Regions from separate parts of the Mus musculus genome. Here region 2 is linked to region 1. Evidence: chromatin loops called from intact Hi-C (ENCODE). Cell type or tissue: heart. All regions are shown on one strand. Links, peaks and the distances in the headings refer to the core of each region. The heading gives the core; the rest is flanking DNA.

The links. A loop is a pair of places that touch in the nucleus more often than their neighbours do. Peaks named below come from ENCODE experiments on the same cell type or tissue, not always from the same donor. Only the 100,000 strongest peaks of a DNase experiment are listed, where the experiment ranks them.
Region 2: it touches region 1 in a loop (2.1-fold over the local background); 3 of 42 quality-filtered maps call a loop at or near these places.

What each region holds. Positions count from the first base shown.
Region 1 is chr2:11,544,057-11,552,797 of GRCm38, reverse strand. It overlaps a transcript of Pfkfb3 not described here. Among named protein-coding and RNA genes, the nearest start is that of Gm10851, 27 kb to the right of the region's middle. In heart, for the core only: a CTCF peak has its summit at 4,979 (motif pointing left); no DNase peak of the experiment used is centred there; H3K27ac peaks cover 295 bases; H3K27me3 peaks cover 673 bases.
Region 2 is chr2:11,598,689-11,607,429 of GRCm38, reverse strand. Rbm17 (RNA binding motif protein 17) reads left to right here and starts at 4,231. Exons shown (of 12, transcript NM_152824.1): 1 at 4,231-4,345; 2 at 6,674-6,811. The coding sequence starts at 6,689. It also overlaps the pseudogene Gm13260. In heart, for the core only: a CTCF peak has its summit at 4,099 (motif pointing left); a DNase peak (open chromatin) is centred at 4,149; H3K4me3 peaks cover 1,819 bases; H3K27ac peaks cover 1,475 bases.

The DNA.
Region 1 (8,741 bases), core at 441-8,440:
AGAGCAAGTGGGAGGCCCCTGGGACTACTTAAAACCTTGCTCAAGACAAACGAAAGCTGCCTAAGGCTCTCCCCTGGGGGGCCTATGGATTGTGGGTAGACGGAAAGAAAGCAAGACTCTCCAGGTGCTGGGCCAACGGAGCGTGGCTCTCCCAGCTGCCTCCACCCACCGTTCTTGCCGAGCTTCTCTTCTTTCATAATTCAGGTTGAATGGGCAGGTTATTTCTGTGGTTGCTGGGAGGCTAGAGTGGCCTTTGCCCCTCACTAGCACGGAGTGCTAAGGTACTAGTCCCAGCTCTGGGCTGTGAAGAGGACTGGCTGACACTCCAATGCTGGAGATATGGAAATAGGGGGTGGGGGGAGGGCATCGGTCATAGAGCAGGGCTGAGCAAGGCTGTTAACTTCTCTCAGCTGGTGATGGGTAAGCCCACAGCCACTGTCCTCAGGGTCTCTGTTGACCCACGCATACTGTGGCCACTTTCTCCCTGGACTGTCTTTCTTGAGGGTGTCTCACCTCATTAACTACATGGTGAAGAGTCTTTGATCCATTGATCTCCTAGTCTCCCTGTCCCTCCCCCTCCCCTCCCCAACCTCTCTCTCCCCCTCCCTTTCCCCCTCTACCTACTTCTCCCTCCCCTCCCTCCTCTCCCTTTCCTCCTTCCTTCCCTCTTCCTCTCCCCCTTCTTCTCCCTCTCCTATTTATGACCTTGCAGTCTCTGGTGGGCAAATTGAAGGAAGGCAAAGATGTCTGTCAGTCATCCCAGTGTTTAGGGGATTACCTTACTAATTAAGGTCTGAAATAATTAGGCTGTTCAATTAGGTTTTTTTTTTCGGGGGTGGGGGAGGGGGTGGGGAGTGAGTCTCCTATAGTCCTGGCTGTCCTGGGACTCAATATGTAGACCAGGCTGGCAAACTCACAGAGATCTACTTGCTTCTGCCTCCCAAGTGCTGGGATTAAAGGTGTGTGCCACCACACCTGAATCTCAGTTATGTTTGAATAAGATTTTGCCTCATTGCTTGCTGTGGTGACACATTCTCATTATGCTAGGTAGATAGATGCAGGATGTTCAGGAGTTCAAAACTTTTTTTTCTTTTTCTTTTTCTTTTTTCTTTTCTTTTTCTTTTTCTTTTTCTTTTTCTTTTCCTTTTCTTTCTTTTTTTTTTTTTTTTTTTTTTTTTTTTTTGAGACAAGGTTTCTCTGTATATCCCTGGCTGTCCTGGAACTCACTTTGTAGACCAGGCTGGCCTCAAACTCAGAAATCTGCCTGCCTCTGCCTCCCAAGTGCTGGGATTAAAGGCGTGTGCCACCACTGCCCAGCTAGGAATTCAGAACTTTAAAGATAGGATAGAATATAGTTCAAGCTGGCTTCACACTGGATGCACACTGGAAGCTGGCCTTGAACTCCCAATCTCCCCAAGTCCCGGATTGCAGGCATGCGCCTTTATCTCAGCAAGTAGTTTATTTATTTTTAAAAAGAGAGTTAACTGATTTTGTTGATTATTAGATGATAACGATTATGTTTGCCAACCAAGTTAGGCTCTTCTTTTGCTCCTTGTTTTAATCTGAAGAAGTGTCTTTACCCACTGAGCCATCTCACTGCCACTGAGTTGTAAACTCTTAGCAGTAACTCAGCAAGTAGGAATTGCTGGGACCTGCGGTGTGGTTTGTGTAGGTGTCCTGATTAACCATGCTCTGAAACTGCCTGCAGGTGACAGGGTCAGTTATGAAAGGGACACTCTATCCCATCCCAACCCCGAGCACAGGTAGAAGAAGCATATGTGGATCTATAAGTTTTTTTTATTTTTGAGCCGTTTGAACATATTAAGTGTTCAGAGTATAATTAAAAATAATAGGAAGGGCAGGGTGGTGGTGGCACACGTCTTTAATCTTAGCACTTGGGAGGCAGAGACCGGTAGATCGCTATATGTTCTAGGCTAGCCTGCTCTAGAGAGTAAGTTCCAGAAAAGCCAAGGATACACAGAGAAACCCTGTCTCCAAAAACTAAAAACAAACAACAACAACAACAAACAACTCAACAACAAGAATAGCACACCAATAAAAACATCATTTCTTCTTTCCACCCCAGACCAAGTGCAATCAAGTAGAGGAGCCTTCTTCAGTGGTCCAGGCGGAGGAGGCTTTCTTAGTGAGTCAAAGGTCAGAAAGGGATGCTTGCTAAGCCCATCCTTTGATATGGCTCTATGTCTTTAATATTTAATTACTTATTATTATTGTGTGCTCATGAGTGTGAGTGCAATGAAGGTCAGAGGACCACTGTGGAGTCGGTTCTCCTGCTGTAGCTTCCAGGTATTTAGCTCAGGTCTTCAAGCTTGTGTGGTAAGAGCCTTTGGCTATTGAGCCTCCACAGCCCTCTTTCTATGCCTTGACAACCACTCAAAAGGTCTGGGACCAGCCCTGTCAGGGGCTTAGAAGAAACATGTCTCAGGCAAGCTGAGAAGAGAAGAGTGAATCTTCCAGAGTAAAAAGCCTTTTCTGGAAGATTGTGTAGGATACAGGGAAACCCCACTGGTCAGTGAGAATGCTGTGTATTCTTAGGCCCAAGATGCTGAGGGCCATAGTAGCTGTCTGACTGAAGTCCTGACCTCTCGTGGAGGATGCAGGCAGCTGGCAGCAGCCGGGCTTCAGGGAGGACGCTGTGAGACCCTGTTTGCCTTTCTGTTCTCATAGCATTGGCAGTCCTGGAGCCAGGAGCCTGATGGTACTATCCACACAGGTCAACCTGCCTGGCTACACTGCAAGGTACATTGCCCTAGGATGGACAGTGGATTTGTTGGGACCACAGATATCAACCTTAGGTGCCTCACCCGCAGGGAGCACCCAATAACATGTCCTGAACTTCACTAGGGCAAAGTTGAGCAACTGCATGCCAAGTCATACATTCATCTTTGAAACGGTGTACCAACATTTTCCAGATAGACATGGGGTTCCCTCCTGGGAGCTCACCTCCTATGTTATCCAACAAGTGCCAAGACTGGAAGGTCAGAGGTTGGCATGGGGCGGTGAATCTGACTCTGCTGGCAGGGTTCATGCAGAGCATATACTAGGTGCTGGGTCCAATCTCAGCCCTGCATAAACCCTGTGGGGTGGTACACACCTATAATCCCAGCACTGGGGAGGTGGAAGCATCATACAAGGTCAGCCTTGCCTACATAACAAGTTCAAGTCCTACCTGAGACTGTACTGGAGGAGAAGGAGGAGGAGGAGGAGGAAGGAGGAGGAGGAGGAGGACTGCGAACGAAAATTAAGATGTGTGGAAAGACATGTTTATAATCCCAGTACTCAGGAGGCCGAGGCTGGCAAATCTGTGAACTCAAGGCCGACCTGGTTACATAGTAAGACCTTGTCTCATGAAATCAAAACCTTGTGCATGGTGGTGCAGTCCTACAAGCCTGACCCTTGGGAGGCAAAAGCAGGATTTCAGTGAGTTTGAGGCCAGCCTCGATTACATGAGACCCTGTCTCAAAACAAACAACCAAACAACCTAGCAACACTCTTCTGTTTTTCTCTACTCTCTTTAATACTAACTCTAGTTTAAAAACAAACAAACAAACAAACAAACCCTAAAACCAAAAAAACCCAAAACAAACAAACACACACACAAACAAACAAACAAAAAACCAAATAGAAGTCGTAACAGAGAGGTAGTTTTGAGATTTTGGTTTTTAAGAATAAACGCCTCCCCCCACCCTCTCCTCACCCCTGTTAAAGAAACTAGACTGTAGATGGAGAGAGATGTGTCTGACCAGCTGTGATGGATGAAGTCACAGCCTCTCTCTGAGTTTGGTGTTGTGGTGATAGTAAGGGACCTCCCGCCTTTCTGCCGCAGACCCCCGTGGTGTGACATTTTATAATATGGGTGGAGGGAGGAGTGTAGGGCCAGATCGCCTCATACACTGAGGTAGTACATGACACTTCAGCTAGGCATCTTGTCTCCCCACTGGTCTCCAGGGTGACTGCGGCTGTCATGAGGGAAGACTTTCGGTATTAGGGCTGACCAAGAAGCAGGACTGTAGAAACTGGTTTTGAGATCGGCTGGAATAGGAGAAGTTAGGAAATGTGAGATCTAAGAGAACAAAAAAGGAGGACAGGAAGCATGTCAGTTAGACACAGGAAGTCACGAAAGTCATGGTTGCATTTGGAAGGTGCTGTGGAGAGAGGTTGAGGTGGCACTTCTGCAAAAACGCGACACCTTAATGACCGGATCTTCCACGATGGAGACGGTTGTCCCACATACAAAAATCTCCAGGTTCTGGGGTTCCATCTTCAGCACCACAGAGAAGAAGAAATAGGGGAAGGGAGAAAAATGGAGAAAAATATCAGAGCCTCATAGGTATGGCTTAGTCTAAAGCCTGGGCTTGTGACTAAATTTCTTTTTTTGAGGTTTCTTTCAGGCCTAGTGTCTTCCAACAATAGGATTTTAAGTGTTCTTGCATGGGTTCGTTGTCAGAAGGGACAACAAATAGTGGGTCAACGTTTCACTAGCAATGATGGGCTGGGGAAGTAGCTCACTGGTGAAACTATGCCCACAATGTGCATGTAGCTGCGGTTGGATTCCCTAGTGTCACAAAAACAAGACTGCTGAACACAGCAGTTCATACCTGTTAATATCCACAAGAGATGGTGGCCAGAGGATTGCTGAAGAGTTTGAGGCTGGTGAGAGCTAGTTAGTGAGGTTCAAGGCCAGGCTCAGCTACAGTGTGAGATTTGGCCAAAACAAAATAAAACAAATAACAACAACTAAATGAATACAAAACCCAGGGCCATGTACATAGCTCAGTGAACAAAGTTCTTTACCATACAAGTCTGGTGGCCCGGGTTTGATCTCCAGAACCCATGTAAATAGGTGGAAAGAGAAAAATGACTTTTGAAAATTGTCTAATCTCCATACTCACTCATACCACAGAGGGGTGGGGGTGGAGGAATCTGATGCCCTCTACTGGTCTCTGTGGGATCCTGCACATAAACTCACACAGGCGAGCATGCTAAGTAAATCCTCTTACAGATTAGAACTGTTCTAGATGTAGTGGAGGGGGAGGGGCAAAGGGCAGGAAGATCTCTGTGAGTTCAAGGCCAGCCTGGTCTGCACAGTGAGTTAATGCCCCAGTGAGTTTATGGACAGCCAGAGCACCAGAGAGACTTTGTCTCAAAAAAGAACTGTGGAGGAAGAGGGGGAGGAGGAGGAGGAGGAGGAGGAAGAGGAGGAAGAGGAGGAAGAGGAGGAGGAAGAAGAAGAAGAAGAAGAAGAAGAAGAAGAAGAAGAAGAAGAAGAAGAAGAAGAAGAAGAAGAAGAAGAAGAACTGTGACCATTCCCTAAACAAAATCAAAGGCCAGGCCTGTGGTTCACACCTGCAGCCCAGTACTTGAGTGGAGGAGGAAGGCGGTAAAGGTTACCCTCAGCTGAAAATCCAGTTACAGCCTGGGCCATAAACCGCTGTCTCACAAAGTTCAAAACCAAAACCAATCAAAAAAAGCAAGGAAGTAGAGTTTTAAAAACCATAAAAATAACCAGGCCCAGACTCCTCCAAGAACGAATAAAAAAAAATAAAGGAAACAAACTCTCTAAGTTCTTCTAGCTTCTTTGCAGGTGCTGGGACCTAACAGTAAGGCTCTTTGTGTAAATCTGTGACCTTCAGGTCCACCCTCAAGGTGCTTTGTGTGAATCCTTGACCTTCAGGTCCACCCTCAAGACTCTTTGTGTGAGTCTGTGACCTTTATGTCCGCCCTCAAGGCTCTTTGTGTGAGTCTGTGACCTTCAGGTCCACCCTCAAGGCTCTTTGTGTGAGTCTGTGACCTTCAGGTCCACCCTCAGAGACCCCTTAGTATTAGTATGTCTGCTTGAGAAATAAGCAAAGAGAGGCTGAGAAGGGTTAGGTATCTTGCTAAAAGTCACACAGCAAATTATGTGAGGAACAGAGCTGCCTTTGCATCTGCCTTTCGAACATGGACCCAATCTGTCACATGCTGTGTAGTCTGGCCTGGCCTGGCCTGGCCTGGTCTGGTCTGGTCTGGTCTGGTCTGGTCTGGTCTGGTCTGGTCTGGTCTGGCACAGAATGGCATGGTATGTTGTGGCATGGTATGGTGTGTTATCTATGTCAGAAAAACAGCAAGTGATACACTAAACCTCTATTAACAATCAAGCTCTTTGTGAGAAGTAGAGAGACGGCATCACGTGAGAGATATATGCTCATTGGTGAAAAAAGGCCTCGACTCTATATCCCAGTCAGGACCTCCTTTTTTCTCTCTAAGTGCAGACCCCAAGACATCCTTAAGGAGGGAGCTTTGTCAGCCACTGATTCTCTCATTGATCCCACAGGAGCTCTGTGGTCTGAGGGAAGGTAATAGTTTCAAGTCTGTTTTAGTATCTGCTATCCAGCCCTCAGCATAGGTGGGGGCCACTCATCCCACAGGATGATGATCGGGTTCACTGACCAGTCAGTCTGTAAATAAGTATACCTCGGTCACTGCGCTCCCGCGAGACGGTTCTGGGAGTGGCTTAGGCAGGAAGAGGCAGTGGAATGACTTGGAAGCTAGGAAACGAGACACTCATAGGTCACCTTCATCAAGTACTGTCTGAGTGATTTCATTGAAGCCACTGGAGTCCATTTACCTATGTGTCTGAGAAGGAAGTGAGCTAATGCTCTCTTGGCTCTGACTCTGAGGTCGGTGTTGTCCAGTTGCTTGGATGCTTGTTACACACAGACACCAAGTGTGTTTGGCTTGCGGGGCTTCAGAGCAAAACTGGATGTAAGAAGAAAAGGGTGTGTGTGTCTCGGTAGGTATCGTAGCTCAGTTGATAAACGGCTTGTCTAGCATGCACAGAACCCCTGGCTTGCTTCACAGTCCTGAGCGTGTTGGTGCATATCTGAGATCCTAGCACTTGGGAAGATCAGAGTTCAAGGTCATCCTTGGCTACAAGGTCTGGCTGAGCCACTTGAGGGGGACAGGGGATGGAAGGATTCCAGCTGCAATTTTGTCCCCCCAAAGATAGTGCTGTGTATCTGTCAGTGTGTGTAGGTGAGAAGCTGAGTTCTCAGGTGAGTGACATGTGAAAGACCCTGCCTCCAGTCTCTATTCCTTTGGCTCTGACTTGAGTACTGAACTTGACATTGTTACTACATTGTATCCCCTCACTAAGCCTGCCTGCAACTCTGTGTCTCAGGGCAGGCTGTCCTAAGTACAAGCTTGCTTCCTGATAGGCTTCCCACAGTCTAACGTCTGTGTAAGTCCCTCCTGCTGTCTAGGGAAAGGGTGACTATGCACTTTTACAGTAGGTTAGAGGGAAAGTTGGAGGCCCTTGAATTTTCTTTGTATGCCCAAGTATAGTGTGAGTCAAGTACAGACTCACACAAAGCACCTTACTGTTAGTTCCCAGCACTTGTGAAGAAGCTAGAAAAACTTAGGGAGTTTGTTTCCTTTAATTTTATTTGCTTTATTTTCTTTAAATGTCAGACAACTCGAACTCTACAGAAAACGAGACAGTCTTTCTATGTAATCCATGACGTCCAAAAGCTCACCCTGTAGATCAGCCTGACTTTGAACTCATAGAGACCTGCCTGCCTGTGTCTCTCTGCCTCCCAAATTCTGGGATTAAAGGTGTGGGACCACCATGCCCAGTCTACATAGAGAATTTGAGACTATCCTGGGCCATATGAGACCCTATCTCAGATACCAAGAAGCTAGCCCCTTCTTCCCCCCTACCCCCCAAAACAACTGCAGAGTAGACACCAGTGAGAAGAGGCTGAGGAGGAGCAGCTCTGGTCTGGGGAGCACTGTCCCTCTTCCCGTTTCCCCATAACTGTGTGTACAACTCCTGGTGGTGCGCCTTAGGATCTCAGCGAGGAGTCTTCGCTCCAGGGTGTCTCAAGCCTTAGCGGAGATGATCGAGGTACTTGAAGAAGAGCAGACAGGCTTAAGGTTAACCTGCCCTCCCTCTGACCTTGCTTCAGAAACTGTCCTCTCCGACTACTCAGCAACAACCTCTCTCTTTTTTTTTGCAGACACTCTGTCAGGACGATTGTCTTGTTCCCCTTTCCCAAGGAGAATTTTTCAGAGGCTCAGGTGCCCCTGATGCACGTGGACACTGAGATACCAAATCCTTTTAGGTTAGCTGCTCTGCCGCCACGGTGTTGTTAGTGTAGGGCTTTGGACTCTGTAACCTTTCTCTTTAAGGCTGCTTTGACTGACCATCCAGTTGCACTGAGAAAGGAAGGGCTAATCAGTTAGTGGAGGCAAAGGGGAAGTTAGGGAGATACCTCAAAGGAAGTGTGCACTTTGAACCAGAAGAGAGAAAGTGAAGGTCTGACTTGGGCTCAGACAGACTTTAGGGCAAGGCTGCCCTTTCTGTTGAGATCTGAGCCTGCTGGCAGCCAGATGCCATCTGAGATCAGTGGGCACGGAAGCATTAGTAGCAGAAGGCCAAAACCTGACGTTTTTGTCTGAGTTGCACTTTACAATTAATTCAGGAACTCTGCCACCCCAAGGCAGCGTCTTTTGTAGCCCAGGTTGGTCATAAGCTAAGGCTGGCCTAAATCCTGACTCTCCTGTCTCTACCTCCCCAAGTACCACCATGCCCAGCTTTACTGGGAAACTGGTAGTGCTAGGGATAGAGCCCAGGTCCCCAGGCATGTTAAACCAGCATTCCACCACGGAGCACATCTCCAGTTCTCAAGTTTACTCTTAACCTCCTTGAGGCAGGATCTCAGGCTGCTTAACTATCTATA
Region 2 (8,741 bases), core at 408-8,407, 55 kb before region 1:
CTACAAACCTGTGTGATTTACTGTGAGGTTTGATGGCTGCATAACAGACATCGGCTTAATGTAAAACTCAAGCTAAGGAAAAGAATGTATGTATTGGCAGTGATCTCATTAAAAGTCAATAAATATATGTATAAGCAACATTCATATGTTTCTTACATACACAATAGTATATAATTCAATAAAATTGGCCCACAAGAAAGTTGTATGTTTGTTAATGTTGCATTTACTGCAAGAGAATTTACAAACAACACGTTGAAGCTCTTCATATTTTTTGAAAATGCTTTTCATATGCTTTATGAGCATTTTGTACATCATCCAAAATGCTTTGAAATAATAGATAGCATTTCTTATGACTTATTTTATATTTTCTTTTCCTTGTCATAAAAAAATGGGATAAAAGGGCCGGAGAGATGGCTCAGCAGTTAAAAGCACTGACTGCTCTTCCAGAGGTCCTGAGTTCAATTCCTAGCAACCACACGGTGGCTCACAGCCATCTGTAAAGGGATCTGATGCCCTCTTCTGGTGTGTCTGAAGACAGCAACAGTGCACTCATATAAATAAAATAATTTTAACGAAATAAAATCTGCTTTAGCTGTCCTATATAAAACAATAAAAAGCAAACAAATAAAAATATACCACAGGCATAAAAAAGTATACACCAGGAAACAAAAATTATCCTTTATGATATCAACAGTATCACTAGCCGGGGATGGTGGCACAGGTCTTTAATCCCAGCCCTTGGGAAACAGAGGCAAGAGGATTTCTGTGAGTTCAAGACCATCTTGGTCTGTGTAGTAAATTCCAGGACAGACAGGAGTACATAGAAAGACCCTGTCTCAAAACAACAGTAAAAGTATCATTATACACACTACACATTGTCACATTGTTATAATCAAATTATAAGTTTATGCAAATTATACTAATTGTCGCCTTAACTGATTTGTCTTCCTCTGAGAGCACCCACCACCCTTCTCCCCCTTCACATCAGCCTGCAATTTCTGTCCATTGTTCATGCCAGGGCATTTGATCTACCCACTGTCCTGGCTTCGAATATCCCTTGGTCTTGCTTTCTTCTGGAACATCTGCCCTCCTAATATCTTGGCTAGGATTAACTAGTGTCCTATTTTTGACCAATGCTAACCTTTTGATTCCTGCTGTCCCCACTCCAGGCTGCTGAATATTGCTGGAAAAATTCACAGAGCTTGTTTGTGTTGGAGTTCCCACAGGTGCTGGCTCTGCAACTCACCTCTCTCATACTGCTCTTCTTTCCACTTCTCACATAAAAACACTGTGTTCGGGCTGGCAAGATGGCTCAGCGGGTAAGAGCACTGACTGCTCTTCCAAAGGTCCTGAGTTCAAATCCCAGCAACCACATGGTGGCTCACACCCACCCATAATAAGATCTGATGCTCTCTTCTGGTGCTTCTGGTGCATCTGAAGACAGCTACAGTGTGTATAATAATAAATAAATCTTTGGGCCTGAGTGAGTGAGGCCGACTGAAGAGAGCAGGCCTGAGTGAGCGAGGCTGACTGGAGAGAGCAGAAGTCCTAAAAATTCAATTCCCAACAACCACATGAAGGCTCACAACCATCTGCTCTGCTACAGTGTACCCATATACATAAAATAAATAAATAAACTTTAAAAAAAAACACTGTGTTCATTGAAAGTTTAGAATAAGTTCATTGAGCTAAGAGGTTATATAACTAGAAATAGGTAACTATGAAACTAGAAATAGAACAAAACAAAGTTTTTTTTAAAAAAAGCCAGGCATGCCGGGCGTGGTGGCGCACGCCTTTAATCCCAGCACTTGGGAGGCAGAGGCAGGCGGATTTCTGAGTTCGAGGCCAGCCTGGTCTACAAAGTAAGTTCCAGGACAGCCAGGGCTACACAGAGAAACCCTGTCTCAGAAAAACGAAAAAAAAAAAAAAAAAAAAAAAGCCAGGCACATTCCTTTATCCCAGCACTCAAGAGGCAGAGGCAGTCAGATCTCTGAGTTTAAGGCCACCCTGGTCTACAGAATGAGTTCCAAGATGGCCAGGACTACACAGAGAAACCCTGTCTCAAAAAACCAAACCAAACCAAGCCCAAACCAACCAAACAACACCCCACAGAAAAACAATAAAAAAACAAAACAAACAAACCAAAAAGCCAAAAGAAGGCCTATAATAGTAAACCTACAAAATTGATTTTTTTTTTAAAGCTTCAATTTTCTTTTTTTTTTTAATATATTTTTTGAGTGCAGGTGTTTGGTCTGCATATAAGTCTATGTACCACCTGTGACTGTCACTCACAGAGGCCATGAGATCCCCTGGGACTATAGTTACAGATGTTTGTGAGCTGTCATGTGGGTGCTAAGTAGGTTATAAAGAGCCCCAGGTCCTTTGGAAGAGCAGCTGGTGCTCTTAACTGTTCTCTTCTGCCCCACAAAAACAAAATCTCAACTATTACATGTGTGTGTGTGTGTGTGTGTGTGTGTGTGTGTGTGTGTTAATTCCTTTTCCCTATTTATTATTTCCTATAGTGTTTACTATGAATAACAAGATTGTATTTTTTTGATGTACAGATTTTATTTTTTTTTCAACAGGAATTGTATTATAAAATGTCATGTCAAACTTTTAATCAACCCACACATGGTGTTGCTATCTGATTTCTTTATGTTTATCTGCCACAAGCTGGTACTTTATTCCAGGCTTGCATTTTCAAGCTTTCAGAATTTTTAAAATTTTTTAAATTTTTATTATTTATTTATTTATTTGGCTTTTCGAGACAGGGTTTCTCTGTATAGCTCTGGCTGTCCTGGAACTCACTCTGTAGACCAGGCTGGCCTCGAACTCAGAAATCCCCCTGCCTCTGCCTCCCGAGTGCTGGGATTAAAGGCGTGTGCCACCACGCCTGGCACTTTCAGAATTATTTGAACACTTTCTTGTAAATCAGATTATAATGTTGGTGTGTTCACTTGTGTAAGGTCCACCTCCACAGTTTTATGATGGCTATTCCTGGTTTTCAACTCGACTACATCTGGAATGAACTACAATCCAGAAATGGAGGGCACACAGGATCTTGAGGCTGGAAGACACAGGCTGCTGACCCAGATCTTGACATGGAGATCATGAGACAGCCCAGGCAAGGTAGTGCACAACTTTAATCCCAGGACACTGAGGCAAGCAGTTCTCTGAGTTCAAGGCCAGCCTGGGACAAAGCAAGTTCCGGATCCAGGTGTGGAACTTGAGGACATAAAGACATTGGGAGAAAGAAGATTGACTCACTCCTCGTCACCTTCTTGCACTTACTTGACAGCATCTCTGTTGGAACCGATTTCTTCAGATTGTAGCTTAGACAGAAGACCAGATGAAACAACCTACTTCGTGGGACAGAGCAACTACTAGATTCTTGGGTTTCCCATTCACAGCTGCCCATTGTCAGGTTAGTTGGACTGCAGAGTGTAAATCATTGCAATAAATTCATTTAATATATATAGACAGTCTATAGGTCCTCTGACTATAGAGAACCCTGACTGATACATTTTTCAGCTTGAATTCACCACCACCACCACCCTTTGCGGGGGGGGGGGGGGGTTGTTGTTATTGTTGCTGTTTTTCAAAATAGGGTTTCTGTGTAGTCCTGGCTGTCCTGGAACTCACTATATAGACCAGGCAGGCTTTGAACTCAGAAATCTCTGTCTCTGCCTCTCAAGGGCTGAGATTAAAGGCATGGGTCACAACTGTCCAGCTATAGCTTGAAATAATTTTTACATGCAACCAAAAATATGGGGAAAACATATTTACACAAAGCCCTGGTTTCTCTGACCTTTCTTTTGCCATTTGCTGCATTTTTATTCCAAGCGAGCAAGGTTTATAGTGTTTACATTCTTTCTCTGAAGACCTAGCTCAGTGTGTGTTTTTAATGCTATTAGATTCTGCAACATCTCGCCTGCAAATTTATTTCCACCATTTAGTATATAAGGGAATAGTTGGGAGTGAATACCTGGAGCCTAGTAGGGGATTCGGCTCCTACTCCAAGGTCAGAAGGCACATGAATCTCGAAACCTTGTGCCAATGGCGCCATCTCTTGGCCGGCAGAGAGGAGATGCAATGTAGTCCTCCCGTCAGCAGGGTGCAGTGCGAGCCGGAGAGTGCAGCTTTGCTTCCGCGAGTCACACGCAGGCGCAGACGTGGACTCCCGGCAGCCTCCGCTCTCTTACCCCGCGCGGTGCATCCCTTTGCGGACTCCGTGGAGGCTCGGCGCTGCGGCGGACTCCGGCGGTGGGCGGGCTTCCGCGCAGGGCGGCCGGGCTCCGCGCTGCCGCCGCCGTGGCCCATGGGCACAATCGTCTCGGAAGGCCGGGTGAGTGGCGCCGCGGCGGCCCTGGCAGGCGGTCTGATCCGGAACGTAGACTCGGGTGTGCGCGCCTTCACGGATGCGCTGGACGCGAGGCCGCGGCTCTAGGCCGCGCCGTGAGGGGCGCGGGGATGCGGGCGGGGCACCCCGAGCTGCCCGGGGGGTTCCCAGCCCTCCACGTTGGGCTCCTTCAGCCTGCCACGTTCCACCGGGCCACCTAGATCCCCCCTTCACCAGTCCCGATCCTCTTGACAGTGAAGAAAGTACCTTTCTCCTCTTCATGGCCCATGCCCAGACCAAGTTGTTGGGTCGCAAGACCGCAGTAACCCAGACTGCGTCGGGCCTCAGGAATGGAGAAGCCAAAACACAAACCCCAAAACTTGTTTCCTTCCAGAGCACCTGAAGTGAAGGTTGAGGCCGTTGTCTCACCGGGACAGAGAGTGTCTGTTGTAACCCCCGGCATGCTCAGGCCTGCGCTAAGGGGAGTTTTAGCGTTCATGTCCCTCCGCTAGCTTTCGAGCTTCTTCTGCTTGGACCAGTTGTGCTCTGAATGAGTGCTGCAAGCTCAGTAAGGTGCTTCTCCAGGGGTTAGATCTCTAAGAAGCTCGTTGGAAAACCCAGGCCTGGATTGATCCGAAGAACCAGATTACAAGCTGGAAAGACCTGGAAGAGGAGTTTTATTACAAGTGGAAAGGCTGCACCTATGAGGAAGAGGGAAAGCAAGAGCAGAGAAGCGCTGTAGAGTATTCTGCAGTTTAAGGCTGTGACAGAGGATGAAGAGGGACTTAGAAGGGTGATCAGTCAGACCTTCCTTTGAGAAGTCAGGAAGGGGGGACCATTGACATAAGTTCTTGTTATAATTCTGCTTGTTCTGGGAATAGGTGAGGCCTGTCTCTCTGCAACAGGTGGCTCTTTTAAATCATGGGGACACATTTATACTGGGCTGAGCTGTAAACATTTCGAGATAACAAATTTTAGTAAATATGAGTAATGGAGCCCAGGGTGGCAATATGTCTGGAATTCCAGTGCTTGGAAGGTGCAGGCAGGAGATTAAGAGTTCCGAGGACAAGCCACACGTGGAAATCACATGTGTGATTTCCTACAGGCGTCATTTTTCTCCTACCATATGGGTTCTTGTTGACCCCCTGATTTGTTATTATGTACCTCCTCCCCCCCACCACCTGTCCCCCGCATAAATTTTTCACACATCTTTCCAACAGGGAAGAGTTCCCTCTAGTAGGTCATTCTACAAGTCTTTCAGAACAGTAGAGAAATCTGCTGCGCTGTTTGCTTTAGTTACTCTGGTTAGTTTGTTTTTAACAGTCCCTGGCCAATGGTATCTTGGTAATACGGATGGGAAATGTGAACTATCAGAGATGGCATAGCTACACACGGAAGGGTATAAATGATTCGGTAAAACATCATTAAGTCCTGAGTATAAGATATGATTGTGGTGTGGATCAAGCTAACAGAGGTAGACTTTTAGACTTGTGATGGTTACTCTTGGTTAGCTACATCTGGAATCTACTAAAACCCAATGGCTGGCCACACCTGTGAGGGATTTTTATTTATTTATGGACAGGGTTTCACCTGTGAGGGATTTTATTTATTTATGGACAGGGTTTCTTTTTGTAACAGCCCTGGCCCTCCTGGGACTCATCGATGGTTCTGAGCCACCATTACAGGTGGTTGTTGGAAACTGAACTCAGGACCTCTGGAAGAGCAACCAGTACTCCTACCCACTGAGCCATCTCTTTGGCACCTGGAACTTTATAGTTAATAATGCCCCACATAGAGAGCTTCCGTCTTACTCCATTATCAGTTCTATAACTGAAGGATTTGACTCATAAGTCAGTTCACCATAGTCTTTTAGATTGAGAATTAATTCTAGGCTGGACATAGTGGCATATCCCAGCACTCAAGAGGTGTAGGAAAGAGTCACAAGTTCAAAGCCAACCTCGTCTTTGTGATAAGTTCAAGGCCAGCCTGAGCTACATGAGAGCCCTGAGGACTTTTGTTTGTTTGTTTTTTCTTTTTTAGTTTTTTGAGAGGGTTTCTCTGTATAGTTCTGACTGTCCTGGAACTCACTTTGTAGACCAGGCTGGCCTCAGAAATCCGCCTGCCTCTGCCTCCCAAGTGCTGGGTTTAAAGGCGCGTGCCACCACGCCAGGCTGAGGACTGTTTTTAAACTAGTGCCTAAGTATAGTTTTGCAGATTAGAAAGAACCCTGCATTTGTGACAGGAGGGTCCATGGTGCAGCTGTTTTAACACAGAGACATTCATAACTTGCTTCTGCTTTGCATCTTTTAATCTCTGTCCCTGCTTGTCTTTCAGCATTAAACCAAAAAGATGTCCCTATATGATGACCTGGGAGTGGAGACCAGTGACTCAAAAACTGAAGGCTGGTCCAAAAACTTCAAGCTCCTGCAGTCCCAGCTCCAGGTGAAGAAGGCGGCGCTCACTCAGGCCAAGGTAAGAACAGGCCCAGGGCAGGAGAGGGCAAGTCCGCTGAGTTCCTTTAAGCTTGCTCTTTGCCCCCTTGCTGGATACGTAGAAAAGAGTGGGTGGGCGAGGGGTGGAGAGCTGATTGCCTCTCCTGGCTCTTGGAAACAGCAGGACCATTCATGGAGTGGGAATTAAAAAAAGCCATGAGACTGGCTTTAGACTGGAGCATGCCTGAGACTGACTGCAAACTGTTTACAGATGCTGTTTTCATACCCCTAGTCCTAATAGTCTGGGACTTCTGGCCTAGGCTGGGTCCCAGCTAGTTTATTGTAAGAAGTTTGGAATTGAGCTTTGCAGAATAATCAGAGCCACCCCAACATGCATACAAACATATATACATACATGTTAAGTAAATTTTATTTGGTTGGGTTAATAATCGTGTACACTATGAAAGGCTCTGATGTTTGTGAACATACCCAGGATATATAGTTATAGGTGGGAATTGCTGTGTTGTATACCTGTTAGACTTGGCATTGTCTTGGAGACAGTGCAGCTTTTTCTTTTTCTTTGTTTCTGTTTGTTTTCAACATAAGATTTCAGTATGTGGCTTTGAACTGTCTGTGTCGACCAAGGTGGCCCCAGTTTCACAGAGGTCTGCCTGTCTCTGCCTACCAAGTGCTGGGAATATCACCCCACCCAACTATGCGTATATTTTAATGTCAGCTATTAGCAAATATCTTGAGATTGCAAATAGATTTTGTGGGGGTGGGGTTGTTGAGACAGGGTTTCTCTGTTTAGCCCTGGCTGTCCTGGAACTCACTTTGTAGACCAGGGTGGCCTCGAACTCAGAAATCTGCCTGCCTCTGCCTCTGAAGTGCTGGGATAAAAGGCGTGTGCCACCACGCCTGGCCAGCAAGTAGATTTTAATTTGTCAAAATGGACCATTACTTTAGAATTCATCTGCTAACCTTCTGACCTGAATCTTGAGGCTTCTCTATGTGGTTGATTCTTATGAGGAAGTGAAGTTGCACTGTATTGGTTCTCTTGGGCTCTTCAGTGCCTTTCTCAGAGTACTAGCCACGCTTGTAAAAATACTTGGTAGAGAAAATGTACCTGTATCTGAAAGGTGAAGGTATGGTTTCATTTGTATTTCATTTTTGAAACTACAAATTAAATTTTAAAATGAGCAAATAAGTGATTGTCATAACCCTACTGTGGGAAGTTAGGGTTTATATTGTGATTTTTTTTTTTTTTTATGATTCCTGGATGATATGTTGTTTGCTTAAAGCACCGTTAAAGTCCAGAGAGCTCAGACTTCCTGATAAGAGTGAAAGTTTGTACCCTTTAAATACTGAGAATTTAAACTTTCATGACAACCTCTAGTCCACACGGATGGCCATGGCATCTTAGCAACCTGAGAATTTGGTGTTGCTCACCAGCTTGCTGAGATATTCTTTTTTTTTTTTTTTTTTTAAGTTTTTTGTTGTTTTGTTTTTCTAGACAGTTTCTCTGTGTAGTCCTGGCTGCCCTGGAACTCACTCTGTAGACCAGGCTGGCCTCCAACTCAGATATCTGCCTGCCTCCGCCTCCCCGGTGCTGGGATTAATGGCGTGCACCACCACACCCGGCTGGGATATTCTTGTCTATAAGCTTTAACCTTAATCTGAACAGGTTTTGGATATGCGAGAACATAGAGGTATAAGTTAAGGAGACATGTAGAATAAGCAGCATTTGTAATAACAGTGTCCCAGAGAAAATGGAGATGGTATCAGAGAAGGGGGACTGCTGAAGATGGAGAAATCAGAAGTACATTTAGGAAACTGGCAGGGGTGGTGAAATGGCTCGGTGAGTGAAGGCTGATGACCTGAGTTTGATCCCTAGAACCCCATGGTGGAAGGAGAGAGACCCAGGCCTCACACAGATGTATGCTTACCCAATCATGCATGCATACATACAT